Linked DNA regions of Mus musculus: region 2 is linked to region 1. A link is a contact called in ENCODE Hi-C or POLR2A ChIA-PET data. All regions are on one chromosome and are shown on one strand. Each heading gives the region's core, a stretch centred on a gene start or an enhancer-like site at or near the end of the contact. The rest is flanking DNA. Distances are from core to core; before and after follow the strand shown.

What was found. A loop is a pair of places that touch in the nucleus more often than their neighbours do. ChIA-PET counts read pairs that join two places held with the same protein, here RNA polymerase II (POLR2A).
Region 2: a loop to region 1 is called in a map of left cerebral cortex, with 1.9 times the contacts of the local background. The contact joins the enhancer-like site here to the promoter of Ap3m1 in region 1. A Hi-C loop is called at or near these places in 9 of 37 maps with a recorded cell type or tissue (gastrocnemius, heart and left cerebral cortex). POLR2A ChIA-PET finds 5 or more read pairs at or near these places in 5 of 5 experiments (Patski and embryonic stem cell).

The regions. Positions count from the first base shown.
Region 1 is chr14:21,047,479-21,054,928 of GRCm38, forward strand. It overlaps Ap3m1 (adaptor-related protein complex 3, mu 1 subunit), which reads right to left and starts at 4,964. Exons shown (of 9, transcript NM_018829.4): 1 at 4,662-4,964. Adk (adenosine kinase) reads left to right here and starts at 5,096. Exons shown (of 11, transcript NM_134079.4): 1 at 5,096-5,222. The coding sequence starts at 5,161.
Region 2 is chr14:21,082,805-21,090,254 of GRCm38, forward strand. The region is part of intron 1 of Adk (adenosine kinase); the gene reads left to right. Among named protein-coding and RNA genes, the nearest start is that of Adk, 34 kb to the left of the region's middle. Within about 2 kb of position 3,058, at least 1 of the 3 ENCODE cell types and tissues checked has a DNase peak (open chromatin) inside an H3K27ac peak, as active enhancers do; it is gastrocnemius, where a contact is called at or near this core.

The DNA.
Region 1 (7,450 bases), core at 3,714-6,213:
CTTAATCTGGTGAAAAATTCTTTCCAGGAAAGTTTCCACCAGAGTTGTTTTTATCGGTAGCAGTTCAGGTTTCAGAACACTGGTTGTCAACCCAGCCACTGGATTTACTGTTGTTATCCTTTGTGCTGAGAGCTTAACACTTCCAGCACTCAACAGCACTTGGCTTTAAAACCTATTTTAACCTCCTATAATAAGAAAAGATCTTAATTTTTCTATCCATATTATGATCAATTGCCTAATGTATATAAGAAGCAACACCTCATGAAACAGAAAAAAATTAGCCTATTTCTTTAGCCACTTATGCTTTTAGTAGCTGCAGTTATGTTGTTCCTTACTTGATTGACCACCACCACAAACTGTATGTGGATGTGACTTTTGAACTGCAAACACACCCATCAGAGATTTGATTGTAGTGTAACTACTTCATGAATCCTCTTTATGTGTGCATTCTTCCTGACAATTACAGTCAAAATATTCTTGGAAGGTAAGTGTGTCTTTTGCTTTTTAGATAGTCGTATGTTGCCAAACTCATGGCCTTAAGCTATCCCTTGCCACAGCATCTTAAGCAACAGGAACTACAGTCATCCACCACACCCAAGGTTTCTTTCAGAGCTTAATGGAGGCACAGAATGGCCTTTATACACAGTGAGAGAATGGGGGATGGAAAGATGTTTAGGTCAGTAAAGAGCCTGCCATTTAAGCACGAGAACCTGAATTTGGATCCCCACTGCCATATCAAAACAGGAGGTGGTGGGTGGTTCCTTTCTGTAACTCTAACAGTGGAATAAGGGGTTGGGGACTGTAGAGTGGAGACAGGCTTTCAGGCTAGCTATTCTAGCCAGTCAGTGAGGCCCAGGTTCAGTGAGACTGCCTCAGGAAACAAGGTGGAGAACCACAAAGTCACCCAACTTAAACCTCTGATCCACACACACATGGGGATCCCTGAAGTTGCATGCACCGCCCCCCCCCCACATATGCATGTACACATACACAAATATGAAACGAGAAGAATTTAGTTCCTCTGATTCTCAACCAGAATCTTAACCATTTTCCCCTATTCAACAAACTGTTCTATATTTATATATTAGGCATTTGGGGATATGCTAAACTGAAAATTTCTATACTTTTCGTCAGTTGCAAATACAAATATAGTAAGAAGCAACTCATATGATAGGATAAATAGAGTGAACTATTGGAATCTTCAAGGGTTACACGTACAAAGAGAATACATGAAAGAAATCCAAAACAAAATGTGCAACTCTTAAGGTTGAAGAAATGCTGGAAAAAAGGTAAGAATATGAAAACAGCCACTGGTCATGGGGCAAGGCTTGCCTTGTTTATTGTTCTCAGTGAACTAATTTCCCACATTTTATTTAATTTTTTATTTTGAGAGAAAATATGCAAATCTGATTTACATTTCTGGAGAGATTATACTAATTATACTATGGAAATTGGATAAGAAGTCACCAAATTATGTGACACCAGTTAAGAGATGAGTGATGGATCAGAGCTGGAGAGATGGATGCTTGGCAGGTTAGAGGACAAGGCTTGACACCCTTACAACTGTCTTTAACTCTAGTCCAAGGGGGTCCAGTGCCCTCTTCTGGCCTTCTCAGGCACTGCCCTAGTAGGAGCCTGTACTAGAAGGTTAACAAGAGAATGGAGTAAAATATACAATGAGATTTGGACAAGCTTTAAGAAAAAATGTATTTAAGTCTGGGTATGTTGTACAGAAATAAGAAGACAGCTGAAATAGTTAGTCCTGGTCATACATAATTTGACCCAATTCCTAATATATTTGACTCAACTGAGTACATTCAATCACTGTATTTGATTGAGTCTAGTCCTTCAAAGAGACTGATATGTTGTTAATGGGTATTATAAGGAGTTATATCCAAATAAATTATGAACATAGCAAGGAACATATATGAAAGAAAAAGCCAGTATTTGAATAGCAAGGAAGCGGAACTAAAAAAGGAAAAAAAAAAAAAAAAGCCTAAGATGGAGCTGAAGCAGAATTTTAAAAATGGGGAAGGGTTTTAGTATCTGAAGTGTATTGGAGAATTTTAGTATCTGAAGCATATTTATGCATTTCTAGGGGAATGCCACACAGAAGTGAAGCTGTGAAGATTTAAAAGGATGAGTAGAAGTGGTTTTCTCAGATTGGAGATGACTCAGTGATTAAGAGCATGTACATGCTCCTACGGAAGACCCAGATTATGCTGGGCTTGGTGCCAAATACCTTGCTCTTCAAGGGAAGAGGCAGGGGGACATCTGTGAGTTCCAGCCCAGCCTGGTCTACAAAGGGAATTCCAGGACAGCCAGGGTGGTTACACACAGAAATCTTGTCTTGAAAAACCAACAACAACAACAACAAAATACCAAACAAAACATACCCCCAACAACAACAACAACAAAACAAAACTGAACCCCTAACTCAACAAACAAAGCACTCAGATTCAATCTTAGCACCTATGTCAGGCAGATCATAACTCCAGCTCCAGGGGATCTATTGCCTTTTGTTTCTATGGGCATGGCACTCATGTGCACATACCCACATACAAACACATACAATAATGCAAATAATAAAAATAAACCCCAAATAATAAACAAGTAATAAAAATAAATATCAAAAAATGTTTTACAATTTTCCTTTTTAAAATTTTCCTTTTTATTCTCAAGATAGGGTTTCTCTGTGTAACCTCGGCTGTCCTGGAATTCACTCTGTAGACCAGGCTGGCCTCTAACACAAGAGTCTGCTTGCCTCTACCACCCAAGTGCTGGGATTAAAGGCATATGCCATGACTGCTGGCCACCAATGATCTAACATTTCCAGTCTTTTACCCTCAGCAAATCATACTGTTCCCTACAGACTGTTTGATAAGACTTTTTTTTTCAATAATTTAGATGTGTATTATGTGTATTTGAGTGTGGGTTTGTGCATGTAAATGCAGGTCCATGAGGACCAGGAGCGGACAGTGGATCCCTTAAAGCTGGAGATACAGGGGGTGGGATTAAAACCATCTACTGCTTCGGCCGAGGACCAGAGTTCAGTTCCTAGCACCCATCTCAGGCAGCTCACAACCCAAGTTTTTTAAACTTTAATTTTGTATGTATTTCTGTTTGTATATGTCATGTGAGTGCAGGTACTTGCAGAGGCCAGAAAAGTACATCAGATTCCCTGGAGTTATTGGTTGTTAAGACCTGAACTTGGGTTCTCTGCAGCATCTCCCACACAAATTAGAAAAAAAAAAAAAACCCCAAAACACATGCCTACTTAAAATATATCTATGTCTTATGCATTAAAAGGGGGTTAACTTTTCTGATTCGCAAGTAGTTTTGTTTTTTTTCTTTAAGTTTTTATTGTATTTGTATGGGTGCTCTGTCTGCATATGTATCTGTACACTGAGTGTGCAGTGCCCAAGAAGGCCAGTAGGGGGAGTAGGATCCCCGTGGGACTGGAGTTACAGACAGTTGTCAGCCACTGTGTGAGGGCCAGGAATTGAACCTGGTTCATCAAAAGTGCATCTAGTGCTCTTAACTGACAAGCCATCTCTCCAGCTCCAAGACTTTTTTTTTTAAATCTATACCGAGAATATATGATTGTCATATTTGATGTGATGGGTGATGTTGGTTAAAGTAATTTTAGTGATAACTCAGTAGGATGTTGGCAACGGCATAGCAGTGTGGTTCTTAGCTAAAAGCAGCAAGTAGGTAAAACAAAGATAAGGAGACTGAGATGGCTCATCAAAAAAGGTGTCTGCTAGCAAGCCTAAGGACCTGAGTTTGAGCACTAAGACCCTCATGGTGGAAGGAGAGAATTGTGGCCCAGAAGTTGGTCTCTGAATTCTACATGTATATTGTGGCATGCAACACACATACAACAAACAAATAAATGTAAAAAAAAAATGTTTAAAAACCAGGAAGACACTGAGAAACAGACGATAATAGCAGTGGGACTCTCTCAAAAGGGGGGCACGTTTTCTTCTTTCAATACAGAGGAAGGATTTATATATTTGCCTGCAGAAAATTCCTTTTCTTCTGTGTAATGTGTTTTCAAGTCAAAATCCCAAATGCCACCAAAAAAAAAAAAAAAAAATTCTTTCCCCGCGAGAACGCCGGATTTTTACAGTGACTCAACTTCTCAACTAGGAAGTTAAAGCTTCAATATCAAACAAATCCACTGCATCCAATCAGCCCACCCCTCATTATGTTTCCATTCTCCAGGCCACCTTCTTAGTTTACAGCCCTGTCACCTGTCTCCTGAGAAGCTGCAACACCCTACTCACTGTTTCCCCATCCCAGGCCAGCTCACGCAGGCGCCACCCTATAAAGAGAGCGTTCTTAGCTTCTTCAGGGGACTTGCCCTCCAAGGCCAAACCTGGGGTCCTACAAATTCAAGTCGTCGGTACTGCACCTCACTATAGATGACATTTCCCGTGCCTGGGGTCCAGGGTCCGAGAACCCTACGTGGCAGGTGCACCGCTCCCTTCCGGCCCAGCTGGCTAGAAAGCCCGGACGTGCCGGGCAGGCGCGGCCCCGGTGCACAGCAGCGGGGACGCTCCTGGAGCCCAGGCTAGAGTCCCGAGCCGGAGCTATGCGGTCTACTCCCCGGCTTTGGAGAGGTCTCCAGCCCGGAGACTCCCCGCCCTCACACTCACCCCGACACCTGGGCGACTCAGTGATTCGGTGCCGGGTCCTCTCTGCACCGCAGCTGAAGCAGCAGAGAATGCCGCGAGGACCCCGCGCTCGGAGTGCCCAGCAGATTGCCTGACTAGCAGCCGCAGAGGCACCAAGGAGGTCGGCTGGACTAGATAGACACAACGAGCGGAACGGCGTTCAGTGAGAGGCTCGGTGTCTACAGAGGTTGAAGATCTGACTCTTCCACATTACTCAGGGGCTGAAGGAACGGGGAGGTTGGCACTCCCTGAGCGCAGGCGCTCACCCGCAGCCTAACTCCGTTTGGGGTCCCTTACCGTAGTAATCGAGGTCCTGTAGGGAAGCGCGTAGAGCCAATGGTTATGGACTAGAGTCACGGATTGGGCGGAGCTTGGAGAGGCGGGGCTTAGTGGAAAGGGGGCGGTGACGAGCTGAGGGGCGGGGCCACCGGACTGAGGGGCGGGACGCGCGGCAGAGCCAAACTACGGTGAGAGTGTGAAGATGGCAGCTGCGGACGAGCCCAAGCCCAAAAAGCTCAAGGTGGAAGCGCCACAAGCGCTGAGGTGAGAGCTGCCCTACGTGGGGGAGGAGGGAGATGGCACTCGCAGTGAGCCAAGGCCCACGTGGGCTGGCGCAGCTGGTTGGTGGCTGCGTTCGTGGGGCCAACGCGCTGGACCTGCAGCTCGGGGAGTTGCCCGCGTAGCTGCTGTTCCCCTCAGTGCCCTCTTGTTCTGGACTCTGCTCAGGTGCATTCTCGGCCCTGGCAGCCACTGACCAATCAGAGCTGCTGGCCCGGGGGCCGAGCCTTCCTCTGGCGCCACGTGCTTGTCTTCGCGGGCCGCGCTAGCGCGACCCCAAAGGACCTATCTGGAGCTGCATCCTTTCCTAGGGTATTTAGCGGGAAGGCGCCCGGCGCCTCCTGGACCCTGGTAAAAGATAACATTCTTGGAATTCTTCAGAAGGCGTTGCAGAAGAGCGTTTTGAGTTTTCCGTCAGCTTTCTGAAATCATCTTTGGAGACCCCCTTCATGGGACCCCCAAGCAACCTCAGGCTTAGGTTAGGAAAGTTTTTGTTTGTTTTTCTTTTTTTCCCCTTTGCATATTTGGCAGGAGCGGAGAGCTCTCTCTCCCAACACCTGACGCACAATTGATGTTGCAACTTTCATTTACAAAAAGCCGTTCGTTTTTTTAAAAAAAATTTCTTCCTAATAAGTATAAAGTCCAGCGCGCTCAGTGTCTGATGACTTTGAAGTGCTCATTGGAAGGCAGTGATTTTGCTACCTAAAAATAGACGCATCAAACTGATTTAAAACCGTGGGCCTGTTACTGATTATACAAGGCAAATTCCATTTATTTCAACATATTTTTTCCATGTTCAAAAGGAGAATTGATTCACAACTGAAAAGGAAAGTTGGGGGGTCCCAAATCATGTTCTTGGTGGAATGGGTCTGAGCAGGTCCCTTTTAGTGGGTTTATTTAGTGCCTATTATTCTTAGAAGGTTATTGTGCATGTCTAATACCACAAACGTAAAACATTAAAAAAAAAACAACCAAAAAACTGAGGATGTTTTATTTTAAATTTTAGATTATCTGGGTCAGTGAGATGGCTCAGCAGATAAGGGCATTTGCTGCCAAGTCGGATGACCTGAGTTCAGTCAGACTCCAGGACACACGTGGTGGACGGAGTGAACCTATTCTGTTCTTCTGTTGTCCTCTGGCCCCGCCCACTGAATAAACGCATACTGTCTCCTTAGATTTTCTTTTAATAAAAATGATACTTTATATATTATGATGATCCATTTTAACAGTGCTTACCATCTGAAGTAACGGTATAAAGAAGCCTCCATGAAAGAAATGCAGGGATTAACCTTATTTTACAGGTGAGGATATTGAAGCTCAAAGAAAACATTTAAGAAAGGAAAATTCGAACCCTGGGCATCAGGATTCAAGTTTATTATTTGGTTCTAGTGTGTTTACACAACATCCAAGACATGCTTCTATTCGAGTATGCATTTTTAAAAATGATCCATGGTAATGATTAATACTTAGATATGTATATGCCAGGTGCTGTTTCTGCATTCTACGTATTTTAACTCAAATCCAAACCAACCTGATAAGACCATTTCTATAATTATCTCAATTTTACCAAAAATGAAGAGCCATATACATATCTGTCTATTTAAAATTGTAGATAATTTAGAGGAATAAAATTCACTTTCCATAATGCTAACCTATTGCTTTCTGCACAGGTGAAGTTAAAAGATTTTGACTGTATGGATTCTTTAATTTTATGCAGAGACCTTTGAGTAGACTGTTCCTCCCTTTGTTAGTTAGGATTGCTGAATGATAATGCATTTCGGCTGAATTGCTCTATGATTTTCCTGGCAGTTAAGAGATTTCTACCAATTTTGTTTAACTGTGAGAGAAAACAGCATAAATTGTAGGCACAGTTTAATGTATAGAATTCGTCAGTGGAGAACATATAAATTAGTAAAAAGCATTTATAGATATTAGGAAAAGAATTTAGGAATTTGTGAGTTGTCAGTTATCTTTAGGAAAATAGTTCTTATTTTTATTTATGTGTATGTGTGTGTGTTTGTGTGAATGTGTGTCACATGTATGCCAGAAGAGGGCTTTGTATGCCCTGGATCTAGAGTTGAAGAGAATCAGTTATGAGCCATCTGACGTGGGTGCTGGGAGCCCAATCAGCTCTTCTGAAAGAGCAGTTTGCTCTTAACCATTGAGCCATCCTTCCAGCCTAGGAAGTGATTTTTAACTTGGGGAATTTTATC
Region 2 (7,450 bases), core at 1,808-4,307, 33 kb after region 1:
TTGCGTAACGTGTGTCTACATACATATGCAGGTACATTCTTAGGATGGACATATTCATGTCACTTACATTCCATGGTTCTGCAGCTGGTCACATGACCTTAGTTGGTATTTATAACTTCATTCCTTTACTAACCATTCTGTATTTTCTCCACCCTCTGAAAGCACTCAGCAGGTCTTGGTTCTTTTCCTGGAGGAGTGACCCATACCTTCATTCCTGAAGGGTCTGTGTGCTTTGTCATCCTGCCTAGACAGACACTGTAGTGCCAAGTGACATACACCCTAAAGGATCTCCTGCTGTCCACTCCTTATCTCATTGTGGAGCAGCAATCCTGTTTTCCCTTTGTAATCTGGATCAGTCGCCCCCTCCTGACACTGTTTTTCCTTTTTTTTGCCTTTTGGCTTAAGGGCATCAGAAGCCCAAAGTGGCCAGAAGTCTGAGCTTCCAGTTACATGGAATGTTTTGTGTGTGTGTGTGTGTGTGTGTGTGTGTGTGTTTAGTGAGAATCAATTCCCATTCTGGAACCAAAATTTCTAGGCCGCCAGAATTTAAGGTTGCTAGTGAGCCATTAGGGGCCCTAGTAAATGGAATCGTTCACTTCTTACCCCTTGATAACTGGCCCTGTGAGTCCTGGCTGTGCGAGGAAACCATACTGTATACTGGACATTGATTCAAAGTATATACTGCCTTATGGAGAATCCTGCACCATCCTTCCAGGGTGCTGTTACCCAATTGCACTGTAACTGTGTCATCAGCCATTCCACCGTTCTGTCTGGTCAGATGCTTCAGGATGGACGGAACATGGCCAAACCAATGGATTCCATGAGTACGGGTGCATTGTCACACTTCTCTGGCTAAAATGTGAGTTCCTAGGTCAGAAGCAATGTGTGAAATACCACGACTGTGGGGAAGGCATTCTGTAAGTCCATGGATGGTAGGTAGGCTTTGGAGAAGCATTAGATGAAAGAAAAGCAAATCCATAGAGAGAGTAAATATCTATCTCAATAAGGACTAAGTGTGTCCTTTTCATGAAGGAAGTGGTCCAAGTGGCTGGTCACCCTGGGAAAGTGTGTGAAGTAGGGGCCTCAGATCTGCCACTCAGCAGCTGACTTCCTCGGTTTTTTTCTTTTGTATCATAAAAAACTTTGATATACTGTATTCATTCAAATAACTGTACAATTTATACTGATTTTTCTGCTCATTATATCAGTTCGTTCGTTCGTTCATTCCTTCCTTCCTCCCTCCCTCCCCCCCTCTCTCTCTTTCTCTCTTTTCTTGCTGTATTGGGGATTGAACTTTGAGCCATGTGCATGGTAGTAGACAAGTGCTTTATCACTGAACTATATCCCAGTCTTTTTTATTTTGAGATAAAGTGTCACTAAGTTTCCCATGTTGGCCACGAACTCACTCTGTAGCCCATACAAGCCTTGAACTTGCTATTCTACTGCTTTAGTTTCCTAGGTGAGATTATGGGCCTGTGTTGCCACATCTGACATGACATGGCACCCCCCTCCCCCCTATTTTTCTTATGATATAAGGAATCAAACCTTGGGCCCTCCAGGACTATCTCTCACTGAGTTGTGTCTCCAGTGTCAACTCCTATGTATGGTTTCTGAGACAGAGTCTCAGACAGAGTAATCTCTACTGACCTAATAAAGCTTTCTATGTAGACTAGTTTTAAACTTGGAGTTATCTTCCTGTCTCTGCCTTTTAAGTCTTAATATTTGAGAACTTTCTAGTTAATTTTTTATTTTCTGTTATTTTTCAACAAACTTTAAAGAATTTAATTTCTGTTAAAGTTTTATCTTTTCTGTATTTATGTTTTGCTTGCATGTATGTCTGTAGACAGAGTGTGTGCTTGAGGCCAGAAAAGGGTGTCAGATCCCTTTGAAGTGGAATTACAGATGGTTGTCAGCTGCTATTTGGGTGCTGGGAATCGAACTTAGGTCCTCTGGAATTATGTACTCCTAACTTCTGACCCATCTCACAGCCCCCTCATTATTTTCAGTCTCCCTCTCTCTGTCCCCACCCTTCTGTCTCTCTCATCGTCTCATTTGTTTGAGACAGTGCATGTGTGAAACAGGGCCCCTCACTGAACCTGCAGCTTGTTTTGACTAGACTGGTCCCCAAGCCCTAGGACCCTCATGTCTCCGACTCCCAGTGTAGGGAGGAATCCAGAGGTGGGCCACAACACCCAGCTTGTATGTGGTTTCCCTCCTCTGCTTACAGCCTATGTACTAGTGTGTGTCTGTCTGTCTGTAAACACGTGTGCCATGGTTAGAATGTGGCAATTGGTTCTGTCCTCTAACCATAGGGATTCTGGATTTGAACTTAGGTCATCAGGCTTAGAAGCGAGGGCCTTAACCAGCTGAGCCATCCATCTTGCCAGCCCTTTTGGTTCTGAGAACTCGGGTCCTCCTGCTTGTGTAGCATGGAAGCACTTCACCTACGAGTTCCTCTCCCCAGCTCAGTCAATAATATTTTGAGTGGAAACCTCATGCTCCAGTTGTTGAATTTAGCATTTTGTAAACACCAATTATGTCCATTTGTTTGAATTAATTTTAAAGATATGAGTCATATAGTATAAACTAATTTTAAAGCAGACAGATCAGTTTATACTTAGAGTCCAACAGCTATCACTGCAGAATAGTTTTGAAACATTTTTATCAGTTTAAAAATGAAACATTATAGCTGTTAGCGGTCACTCATTTTCTACCTATTGTATAGTACCAACCATCCTTTGGAAACTGTAAAATCTACTTTTTTGCCTCTGAATTATTATTTTTAAAAAATTTTTGTTTTTGTCTTGTTTTCAGGACAGAGCTTCTTTGTGTAGCACTGACTGTCCTGGTACTAGCTCTGTAGACCAGGGTGGCCTCGAACTCGGAGATCACCCTGCCTCTGTCTCCTGAAGCCTGGGATTAAATGTGTGTGCTGCCACAGCCTGACACCTCTGTGAATTTTTATTCTGTTGTGTCATGAGCACAATCATGTAATTTTTAAAAAAGATTTATTTATTATTATACATAAGTACACTGTAGCTGTCTTCAGACACACCAGAAGAGGGCAGGGCGCCAGATCTCATCACAGTTGGTTGTGAGCCACCATGTGGTTGCTGGGATTTGAACTTCAGAAGAGCAGTCAGTGCTTTTAGCTGCTGAGCCATCTCTCCAGCCCCCGAGTAAAATGTTTTTAAAGTTCATCCATGTCATATCAGCTTATCAGTATCTCATTTCTTCTCATGGTTGAATACGTTTTGATGTGTAGGTTATTTTGTTAAGCCAGCTCTATGGGTTATTTTCAGTCTGGCTGTTGTGAATAGTAGTACTGTGAGCACCCATGTGTAAGTTTTGTGTTGCCATATGTTTGTTTCTCTTAGGGAAGGATGCAGCTTCATAGGATAATTTTATGTTATTTTGTGAACAAAAATTCCTGGATAGAAGCTGACAACAAAGGCTGACTGACTCATTAGAACTTTAATGATGTGGAAATGATGGAATGTTGCCAAGCCAAATTATCTTGGGCTATCTTTAACACACTTAATAACCATTTATTACCTTCCTCTCCGTGTGACCTAATATCTTTGTGACCGTTAGGTAAATCTTTTGGAATGTACAGACAGACCCCTGCAGATAACATCTGAAGTCCATAGTTTGATTTCCCAGCTTTTCTAATATTTCTACCAATGTATTCAGAAAGGGTCTTGATTTATGATTTTCTTGTGTTACTATAAAACTTTATTAAACTGTTACATTATTGGAACATGGCATTTGGTAAACTATTTCTGGGTATAATCACTCACATTTGGCTTCAGAACAAACCATGTTTTTTGTTCCTTTGAGGTAAAAGCCCCCATTTTTCTGTCTCCTTCCTTCTCTGTCTCTTCTTCCTTCTTTAGAAACTTCATCCCTGTTTACCAATGTGGCTGCATCATTTTACATTTCCAACAATGTCTGAGGATCCAGTTTTTCACATTCCTGTTATACTTGCTACTGTTTCCCAGTCTGCTTAGAGATACTGTGCCTGTCGAGGCACATCCTAAACACGCAGCCAGAGCTTACAGCAGTAAAGCTGTCGTTTGTGCTTGTGCGGTCTTCTGCCCAGGCAGATATGGGTGCTTCGGGCCTTCCCTTGTCTTCCTTAAGCTTGGCCACTGCAATTTTAGGAACATTCTGGAGGTTCCCTCTGTGGATGTTTTTTCCTTACACTTTCCCTTTTATGTTTTTGGTTAACTTGTTTGTTCCAACTGCTTCAAGCAGCTGGAATGTTAAACAGTTGCAGCTGGTTGTATTTGAGATGCTCTTTGGGAAACTCTGAGCACAGGGCAAGCTCAGGATCAGCTCAAACACGGGAAGGCTTGAGCTTCTGAAGGACCTGTCAGTTAGCTGAAATGATTGCAGTTCTCCGAAATAGAGCTTTGATAGTGTACCAGCACATTTCTCACCTCTCAGGGGCTGCCTGGCATCTGGCTTCAGTCTGTGAGGGTTGTTTCTTCTCAGAATCACTATGAAACTGGGGAGAGGCAGAGAGGGATCTCTATTCCTGTGATAAAACTGTAAAAGCAACTCGGAGAGGATAGGGTTTATTTCTGTGTACAGCCCAGATCCCAGTCCATTGTCAAAGGAAGGCAGCACAAGAACACAGGCAGGGCAGGCCGCTGGGGAACCCAAGCATGGCTCTGAAGCGATGCTGCTTAGTGGCCCTCTCCTCCTGCCTTGTTTAGTTTGCTTTCATATACAACCTAGATCTGCCTGCTTGCTCAGGGTGCACTCCAACCCCCCTGGCCTTTCACATCAATCATTAATCAAGAAAATGGCCTACCAAATTGCCTGCAGGTGTTTTCTCAATTGAGTTTCTTCTTCCTAGATAATTCTAACTAGTGTCAGGTTGATACAAATCTACTAAGACCTTAAGTAAAACCACTAGGAAGCTAGCTGCCCTACCTGCATTCAGCCACTCTCCCATAGCTGGTTATGTATTTTCTTCTCCTTTGGAGCTCTTATAATTGTAAAAGGATGAGTCAGTTTTGCAGTCTGAAAATTATTATTCATTTATAAGCTGGGTGGGGTGGCCCATGCCTGGACATGAATCACAGAGCAGCCTAGACTACACAACAAGACCCTGTCTCAAGCAGACAAATGTGGCAAACATGTCAATATTTCAGTGTTAGGTATAAAAAAGATACTGAGACAAACGGTCACTTATGTAGTTGCTTTGTCAGTCAGGCCAGACCCTGTCAGGAAATTGCTCGAATGGCCCCATTCATTCGTGAGGAAATAGTGCAATGCTTTAGACACACGTCACTTTTCTTCTGTCTAGCATCTTCAACCTTCTACTCCTTTGGTAATTTCTTTTTGCGCTAAACATGTATGTTTCGGGGCTGGAGAGATGATGGTGCAAAGGTTAAGAGCCCTTACTGATCCCCAGATGAGCAGTTCCTTGACCCAAGCTCTGTGACTCCAGCTCCGGGAGATCTGGAGCCCTTGTCTGGCTTTGGAGGGCACTTGAACATATGTGGCCGTGCACACACCCTCTCTCACTGTAAATAAGAAGAAAACGAAATGTTAAAGAAATATGTATGTTCAGATTCCAACTTCTTGGGACCAACTTTTACCTTCCTCATACACCAGGTGTTTTAGAATTACTCAGGCCATCTAGGTGATTGAGCCCGCCCTTCTGTGGGAGGGTTTCCTGACCATCTTCCACCATCGCATCTAGTGAGATGAGCTTCCATATGTTCTTCTACATTTGGATGAAACAGTTTGATACATAAAACCACAAACTCTGCTATTTATTCCCCAGAAGAGTCTGTTGTCAAAGACAGTCTGGAAGGGGACTGACTGGTCTGGCCACCCAGTCTCAAAACCTGTAAAAATAGCCAGACTTAAAATGGAAGGCAGGAAAGAGGAGATTTATTCAGTGTGGCTACTTGGAAAGAGGGGCAGAGATTCGGGCCCCTGCCCTCAATCTGTCTTCAGGATCCTGGAGAGAGATTAAAGTTTAAATAGCCGGCCAGGAATGTACACATCTGTGGTAACAATCAAGGTGTCTGCTCTTCCGCTCTCACCCTGGAAGGTGGTCTGACAAGCTGGTGGAGCTGTGTGAAATCTTTCCTGGAGACAAATCCTTTCTTTATCTAGCTCCTTCCCTTCTCCCAGCATGAGATTCCTGGAGAAATTCCCATTTCTTTGGAGTTCATTGTTTCAATAGTGTGAGTCAGATTGAGAGACATTAGTGTCCCTTTAGAATACCTTTATCTCTGCCAGTCTTGTGCAGCTGAAGAAGGCCTATCACTCCTTATCCCCCTGCCTCTGTCTCTCAAGAGTAGCAGTAGGCTTATAGGTGTGGGTAGTCGTTTATCCATTTCTAAAAATAACTATCATTGCTAGGCATGGTGGTATACACCTTTAATCCCAGCACTCCAGAGGTAGAGGCAGAGAACATCTCTGTGTTTGAGCCCAGTCTGGTTTACATAGTGAGTTCTAGGTCAGCCAGAGCTACAGAGAAACCCTGTCTTAATCTTCTCCTATCTACAGTCTCTCTCTCTCTCCCCCAAAAGTGATTTTTTTGATTTGTGGCCTTTGTTCCATTACTATAAAAACGTCCGGACATTCGCTTCCATGTTGGAACATGGAACTTGGTGGAGCCTAAATCCATGTTCCCGATATGCTCTCTCCAATTTGGCTCCAGAATAAACTTTTGAAGAACCAGTCTACCTCAATTTTAGGCTTAAAAATGATCTTATAGTAAAGCCAAACTAGGTTCATTTCTGTTTATGATTGAATCTCTGTTTCTCGAGAACTGTGTTATGTCCCACCCTGTAGCCTTAACTACAAAATGTTCTGAACTGCCTGTTCCAGGAATTGCAATCCTGCCTTTATTTTATTTTATTTTTATTTATTTATTTTAAGATTTATTTATTTTTTATATGTAAGTACACTGTAGTTGTCTTCGGACACACCAGAAGAGGGCGTCAGATCTTGTTATGGATGGTTGTGAGCCACCATGTGGTTGCTGGGTTTGAACTCTGGGACCTTTGGAAGAGCAGTCAGTGCTCTTAACTGCTGAGCCATCTCACCAGCCCCCATGCCTTTATTTTAAAAAGTTGTTTACACATCTTGCTTTTGAAACTTAACTTTGTTTCATAGGGTTATGTGGCCACCAATGACTACCTTGTTATGTTCACCTTGCAACCAAGTCTTTGCTTCAGGAAGAACTAACTTATGTTCTGCTCCTGTAACTCTGCCTATTTTGCCCACCAAACCCCTAATAAAACCCCCTAACCCTGAGCTGTATAAAAACCTTGTCTTCCTCACATCCAATGCTGCTCTCTTGCACCCCACCTTAGGGGGAGGCAGCTCATGTACACAAATAAAAAAGTGTGCTGTAATTAATTTGGCCATGACAATTCGAGTCAGTGGTCTTTCTCATCCTATCTGATTAACACCATCT